3 separate regions of the Homo sapiens genome follow, and regions 1 and 3 are each linked to region 2. A link is an interaction called in ENCODE POLR2A ChIA-PET data of the cell type or tissue named here. Cell type or tissue: OCI-LY7. All regions are shown on one strand. Region 1 overlaps PDGFDDN (PDGFD downstream neighbor). Region 2 has its middle 44 kb from the start of BIRC2. Region 3 overlaps TRPC6 (transient receptor potential cation channel subfamily C member 6).

Region 1 (2,500 bases), 1.5 Mb after region 2:
CCTGTTGTGGGGTGGGGGAAGGGGGGAGGGATAGCATTAGGAGATATACCTAATGTTAATGATGAGTTAATGGGTGCAGCACACCAACATGGCACATGTATACGTATGTAACAAACCTGCACGTTGTGCACATGTACCCTAAAACTTAAAGTATAATAAAAATAAAAATAAAAGAAAGGAGTATTTCTGAGCAGATAAATCTGTAGGTGTTTCTCATACCTTCTCTGCCATAGTCGATAAAACTGACCCAGACTCTTTGCAACAATTTCTTCCTCTGGCACTTAGAACATTTTTATATTCTCACAATTGCCCTGTGATTCTTCCCCTTTCAGTTTTCACCCTCCCCTAAGTATCTGGACTGTTCCTGTGTTTTGTAATACCACTGTATATTGCTGACTTCTAAATTTACATCTGTCTCAGACCCTTCTTCTTAGCTCCAGACCCACAGACCTAACTGCCTACTTAATATCTCCAATTGGATATATCAAATGTCACTTGGAATTAATACCTCACACTGAATTCTTAATCTATCCTAAATCTCCTTCTCTTTGCATGTCCCCCATCTCAATAAATGGCACCTCTATCTGCACAGTTTGTTATGCCAGAAGCCTTGGAAAAATCCTTGCTATCTTCTATCTTCTTTTGCCTCAGTCTAATATATCCCCAACTCTGATAAATTAAAGATTCAAACTATTTCTTTAATATAGCTAGATTTTTTTTCATTTTTATTGCTACCATTTAATGTCACACTCTCCTTTCACTTTGCTTCTAACATTTATTCAACTTTCTGTTCCTGCTCTAATGTCATCTTCTCACAGAACCCTTCCTTGTCCTCTGATCTGGATTCCACCTTTTACTGTCATCACACATTATGCTTTTGCTTTTCACAAATGTATTGGGTTACATATGTAATTATTTGTTTAGTGTCTAGTCTTCTCTAGCCTCATGTAATGTCTTCTCTAGCTTGATAAAGGCAGGAAATACGTTTGTTTTATTTTCCTGTGAATCTGCTGTATTTAGCACAGGGCTGGACCTTTAGCCCTCAGTCAGTACTTAATACCTTTTCAGAACACATTTTTATGAGCTTTAGAAACTAGTCTTCTTCCCTCTTAATGGTTATGGAGGTCTTTCAGGTTCTGTGTATCTTCTTATGGTTTCAGCTTTGACCCTGAGAATGACTCCCTTTCAATGTTACAAGACCTGGCTCCTCTTCTTGGAGACATGCTTGCAAAATTCACCCCTCCTTCCTGCCTCCCTGGTTTTCCCACAAGAATTCTCTTGAACTCACATGACTTCTTCCTACAGGAGATCTCCAAGCCTGCACCTCCAGCCCATCCAACCACAAAGAACTTTGAAACCTCTTAACCTGTCTTGTCATCTTAGTTCATGCAAATAGCAACCCCTAGAGATTTGTAGTGCACAGCCTGAACAACCACAGGGGCAAACTTCCCTTCCTGTCTCTGAAGTCTCGCTTTATCCTTATTGTCTCACCCCTAGAACTTCAAGGAGCCTCATAACTCATAGCCCAATCCCTACTCTTTCTGTAGACCCATTTTCGAAAATGCAGAATTGCAGAATTGTTCTGCCGGAAGACACCTCCAGAACATCTTACATATCTGAGTGTGTAAATGAGGAAACATAGGTTTAGAAAGTGGCAGGCTAGTCACTACAACCAAGACCTTCTAACTTTCTGTCTGGTGCTCTATGACACATACAGCCCCCACTGTGCTCAGAGGTCCTCATGGAGCTTCCTTTACTAAATGTAAAAGACTAAATTCATTTGCCTACAGTTTCCTTTTCTTTCCTTTCGATCACTTTATATTTTCTGAACTGCCCACACTTACCTTATGCATTTTTGCTGGGAGACCTTTGTTCTTCCTGTTGATCTTACCTAGAATATCTTTCTCTAGTTTTATCCTCTGTTGTGAATCTTGTGTTTCAAGCCTCAAAGCATGTCTGATACATAGCGGGCTTTAATGTATTTGCTGTTGAATGAATGAATGAAACATGTAATTTAGTCAATTTTCCCCATATTGACTGTGGCTAAATTTCTATTGACAGAAGTCAACAAATATCTACCACCATATCCTGAAGTTTGCACCAAAGTGGACAGTACTGAAAAATATGCACCTGATGTGTTTGACTCTCAAAAAGCAGTGATTTCTTAAAGCAGTTGGGAATTTTACCCTATTAATTGCTCACTTGGGTAACCATGCAGTTGATCTCCTCGACTGATCTATCTCCTGTCTTTCCCAAAGCAGATATTGATCCTGATTTTCTCTGATTTGAAGACTGACAAGTAGAGGCAGGTGAGAAAGGAAGCCTGTGGGAGACACAGGGAGAAAGGAAAGTCTAGAAAGACACTAGAAGGCCTGAAGAGGAGAAATTTATACTATGACCTCAACCAGAAACAGGTTAGAGACCTTAGTTCTTAAAAGGGAACTTGTATTGTAGGTATTATTTAAAATGTAAATTGAATCCAAGAATGATTTTAACATTT
Region 2 (2,500 bases):
TTATTATTGATAAATAAGGACTCACTACTGCAATTTTGTTCATTGTTTTCTAGTTGTTTGGCAGACCCTCTGTTTCTTCCTCTCTTGCTGTCTTCCTTTGTGATTAGATGATTTTCTCTAGTGGCAAGCTTTCATTCCTTACTGTTTACTTTTTGTGCATCTACTCTTGGCTTTTAGTTTGTGGTTACCATGAGGCTTATATAAAACATCTTATAACAGGATATTTCAGACTAATAATTTTCATTGCATTAAAAAAAACTGTATACTTTTACTCCATGCTCCCCATTTTGTTTTTGATGTCACAATTTATATTTTTATATCATATATCCATTAACAAATTATTATAGCTATTATTATTTTTTAAAGTTGTGCCTTTTTTTTTTTTTTTTTTTTTTTGAGACGGAGTCTCGCTCTGTCGCCCAGGCTGGAGTTCAGTGGCGCAATCTCAGCTCACTGCAGCCTCCGCCTCCCGGGTTCAAGCGATTCTCCCTGACTCAGCCTCCTGAGTAGCTGGGATTACGGGTGCCCGCCACCACACCCGGCTAGTTTTTGTATTTTTAGTAGAGATGGGGTTTCGCGATGTTGACCAGGCTGGTCTCGAACTCCTGACCTCAGGTGATCTGCCTGCCTTGGCCTCCCAGAGTGCTGGGATTACAGGCGTGAGCCACCATGCCTGGCCTAAAGTTGTGTCTTTTAGCATTCATACTAATGATATAAGTTGATTTGCAAACCACCATTATGGTATTAGAGTATTCTGGAGTTGACTGTGTACTTACTTTTTAACCAGTGAATTTCATATTCATGTTTTCCTGTTAATAATTAGCATCCTTTTCTTTCAGCTGGAAGAATTCCCTTAACATTTCTTATAAGGCAGGTTTAGCGGAGATGAACCCCCACAGCTTTTGTCTGAGAGTCTTTATCTCTCCTTCATTTCTGAAGTAGGGCATTGCAAGGTAAGTGCATATTCTGCTTCTCTTTGTTTCTAGGGGGCCAAAGCTCTGTATTAATAATAGCCTTAATGTAGTGGTTTTCTCAAATGCTGGTTGTTTTTTAGGTTGTAGTAATGGTGTACTGTGTGTGTGAGCGGGTTCACTTTATCCTACAGAGATGGGAAGGTGGAGGTGTTGGGAGGCTTATCTCGTTCTCCAGAGCTGTGTGCTTCAGTCAGCAGGAATTACATTGGGTTGTGCAGTTCACTCTACGGGCCAGTAGGTGGAGCTTGCAGGAAAGAGGCGGCCAAGCACTGTCCAGTGGTGTCAGTAGAAGTGATGGGCCCTGGAGGTTGACCTCCCAGCCAGTAGCTGGCACTTGCAGGCGCCCGGTAGTTGAGATGGTGTAAAATTTTTACTTCGCCTTTGTTAATCAGGAGAGGTATCAGAATTCTTGGGCAATGAGTGGGCCCATGGGGTTCCCAGTGGTCCCCATCCCGGCTCTGCTGCCAAGGTGGCTGGCAAGGGTCTAGGGTCAGCTTCCAGGCCACTGGGGCAATCTTCCAGAGAGGCCGGGAGGTGCCTCTCCTGTGCTACAGAGCCCATTCAGGGGAATTGGGACAGCCCAGGGTTTTCACTGTACCACATTGCAGTGGGACCCACCCAGCTCCCACACCCCTGAGCTGGTAGGTCTCCAGTATCTAGCTGTCAGCAGCAGAACAGAATGGTTATGCTAGTCCCAAGCCAACTGCATTCAAATTGCCTAGCCACAGGCCATGTGACTCCTTGGGGGCAGAAACCATTGTTATTAGGCCGTACCCTTTCTGTTTTAGTCTTATGGAGGGCGGGCCACCATGCTTCCCTGCCACTGCGTGAACCCACACCATGCTCTTTGTGGTTCTGACAGTGGGGGCTCCTACCCTGCTTGAGATCAGATCATAAATCTCCATGCTCCTGGATGGTGTGCTTGAGTCCTGGGGAACAAGTACCAAGTCAGCAGACTTGTCCACTGGCCCCTTGGGCTCAAGTAACAGCTGTGATAGGGAGGAGCAAATTGCCCCCAGGCTGCCAACAAAACACTCAGATGGGGCAATGGTGGCTACACTGTGGGGTCAGGTTCCCCCTGTCTCCTCCCTCCCCAACAAGCCATGGGAATGGCCAGGCAGGCAGTCTTGGGAGGGATGAGCAGGCATGGGGCATGCTCAGATGTAGCCTGTCTTTGTGGCATATAAGAGTGAGAGTGCCTGGGCCGTGCTCATTCCCTGGCCTGGCAGACAGCAGCAGCTGCAGCAGCTTATGGCATGACATAGAGTCTTGGGGGTTGGTGCCCAGAGTCACGCTTTGCTTAAGTTGTCCAGCACATAGAAGCCTTTGGGGTTCTATATGAGTTCAAGTGACCTGTGTGTGTGTGGTCTCCACGTAGTTCCCTAGCTCCCTCTGCCAGTCTAAAGGTCTGTGAGGTCATGGAACTCTTCTGTAGCTAAGATCTCAGAGGCCTGTGGCAGGAATGTGGTACCCCACAGTTCCTTCACTCACCCTTTCCTTGGGTCCTGGTCTGGGGCCAGTCCTGG
Region 3 (2,500 bases), 880 kb before region 2:
ACCTCAGCCTCCCAACATACTGGGATTACAGGTATGAGCCACCACACCTGCCCTTTGTTTGTCTTTTTAAAGAAAGAAAAATAAGAATTAGCAACTTTACTTGTATCTCAATTTTTAATCTGGTTTACAAAATTTTATTTTTTCATCCAATACTAAGTTTACATTGAGCTAAATAGAATGTCTGAGTTGTGACATCTTTTATTCTAAGATTTTAAAATAACAATCTATGACTTTCCTGCCCATTTATTTGAAAAATGACAAGTTCTATCTTGGCAAGCCACTAATCATAATGATGTATCTTATTTCCTTCTAAATTACTGTGGCTTTTGTACCTATAACTTCTTGAAGGAACAGCAAAGATATTTCCGTAGAATTTTTTTTTTCAGTTTTAAAGCATCTTCTGTCTTAGTTGTTGTGACCACACATATTAATCATATGCAATGATATAATTTTTAGATACATTTTTATAAAAAGGCCTAGATTATCATAATCTGTTTAGCACTCTGTCAACTATATATGAGTCTGTGACAGAATTACAACTTGGTCATTCTGTATCTGAAAAGTCAGAATGTATCTGATACATTTTTGTTTGTTTTTGATTACTTTAGGAATATTACAACAGCAGGCACAATGAATTTTTATTGTTTTAGGCATATTACAAATGCAGGCCCAATGGATTCAGCACCCCTTGCATGAGTAGTAAGACACAGTAAAAGCTGCTTGTATGTTGTTGACAGAACAAAACGCATGCTTTGCTGCTCTCCTTATCTTTCTTAACTGCAGCCTGGAGAAGCAATAAAAGATTCTACTTGTATTTTTATGTCACAAGTGGTGTTGCTTACTCCCTGCCTCTCCTATGCAAAAGCAAAATGTGTAAAACAACTTTTTAAGTAACAGATATTTGAAAGCAATTCAGGAAAGATACTAGATGTTACTAGATTATATTACAAACCTCTCTGCAAATGGTTTTTATAAAACTATGTTGTAGAATTTTACATTAATAGCAAATGAAACCTAGCAAAATCATCTGTTAAAAAGAGGAACAACTCAGCCCATAGCTCCATAGCACTACTTCAACAAAAGACATTTTCATTTCAGCTAAAGGGCACACTTTTCAAATTCGGCTCTTCTATTTATGAAAATATTTATTAAGAAATTTTCTTCACCCATTTAGCCACATTTAGCATGGTTAAAAGATTAGTAACCTACATTTTCATGTCTGTATTTTTACAAGGTGTTTATCACAACATATAAATACTGGTTCTAAGAAAGAGTAATTAGCCACCACCCCTATGGCACTCAAATGTAGATTAGGTCATGAAAACCATGTTTTTACATACCTCATTTTCCTGGTCCTTTTAGTATTTGTTGCCCCAGATAGTGAGAGATGGAATAATCCATCTCTATTGAAAATGCCAGCAATGCAAATTAGCTTCTGAGTAGAGTGGATTGCATGCTAGAGTCCACAGCATGTGTAGTAATTCTCTCTACTTCCTGTTCAACTATGATACACTTTTATAACATGGAACTGCTTTTATACAAACTAAGCTCCATATTAAGTTCTTAGCTTAACTTTGACTTTGTGCTTTAAAAATCCTTACAAATATTTTAAAGCGCAATTCTATTACAGCAGAAGTTCTAAAATTGTAAATGGAATGTAACTATTCCAGGCAGTGTAGTCAGCCGTAAGCGTAATGTAGATTCATCCTAGGAAAGTAGAAATAAAAGAAATTCCAGAATTTGCATTTTATTACATGCACAATTATCAATGGGAATAATTAGACTCAGATATTTAGAGATTAACATTATACACAACTAGCAAGTTTGCAAACCACTTTAGGGAGATGAATGAAAGAAGTCATTTGTTCTCATTTTACAACACTGACACTGTTTTTGCCCTGACTACTTAATCTCTGGGCACATACCCTATGCTCTTCCTCTGGGGTTGAGGAAGCAATAAACAATTAAAGTGGTTTTCCTTAGTCCTATGAGAGCAATGATGATTTTGCCTTATTCACACTGAATTCACCCCTCTTTGCAGAGGGACACATTGTAAACTCTCAGTACATAACTGGAATACATTAATCCCTCCCGTTAAAGGAATAAAGTTTAGAGCTTGTTTGTTCCCTATTAACCTGACTGCAAACGACTACAATGTACAACCCTACACAGAAAAAAAGGAACAAAATATAAAGGTTGAGCCACAGTGTGTTCTAGTGTAAATATAATATTTTATATTCATTTCAAATAAGTAGTGAGCTCAACAGGGGACAAAGGAAGTTGAAAGCCGTGTTTTTAATGGCATCCTTGTGACTTGTTCATGATCCAGAAGCAGAGATTTTCTTGACTTTAAAGATGGAACTAGGGCCAGGTGCGGTGGCTCACGCCTGTAATCCCAGCACTCTGGGAGGCCTAGGTGGGTGGATCACCTGAGGTCAGGAGTTTGAGATCGGCCTGGCCAACATGGTGAAACCCTGTCTCTACTAAAAAATACAAAAAT

Evidence for each region. Peaks named below come from ENCODE experiments on the same cell type or tissue, not always from the same donor. Only the 100,000 strongest peaks of a DNase experiment are listed, where the experiment ranks them.
Region 1: POLR2A ChIA-PET joins it to region 2 with 5 read pairs; 1 of 35 experiments calls an interaction of 5 or more read pairs at or near these places.
Region 3: POLR2A ChIA-PET joins it to region 2 with 6 read pairs; 1 of 35 experiments calls an interaction of 5 or more read pairs at or near these places.

What each region holds. Positions count from the first base shown.
Region 1 is chr11:103,902,836-103,905,335 of GRCh38, forward strand. PDGFDDN (PDGFD downstream neighbor) reads right to left here. Exons shown (of 4, transcript XR_947960.3): 1 at 1,845-2,500. Among named protein-coding and RNA genes, the nearest start is that of PDGFDDN, 2.8 kb to the right of the region's middle. RefSeq lists enhancers at 1,216-1,305, 1,726-1,895. In OCI-LY7, no CTCF peak of the experiment used is centred here; DNase peaks (open chromatin) are centred at 1,406 and 1,716; H3K4me3 peaks cover 2,229 bases; H3K27ac peaks cover 2,337 bases.
Region 2 is chr11:102,389,661-102,392,160 of GRCh38, forward strand. No RefSeq gene overlaps it. Among named protein-coding and RNA genes, the nearest start is that of BIRC2, 44 kb to the left of the region's middle. In OCI-LY7, CTCF peaks have their summits at 1,204 (motif pointing right) and 1,413; a DNase peak (open chromatin) is centred at 1,211.
Region 3 is chr11:101,509,345-101,511,844 of GRCh38, forward strand. All of the region lies in intron 1 of TRPC6 (transient receptor potential cation channel subfamily C member 6), which reads right to left. Among named protein-coding and RNA genes, the nearest start is that of MIR3920, 9.3 kb to the right of the region's middle. In OCI-LY7, no CTCF peak of the experiment used is centred here; a DNase peak (open chromatin) is centred at 1,437; H3K4me3 peaks cover 635 bases; H3K27ac peaks cover 972 bases.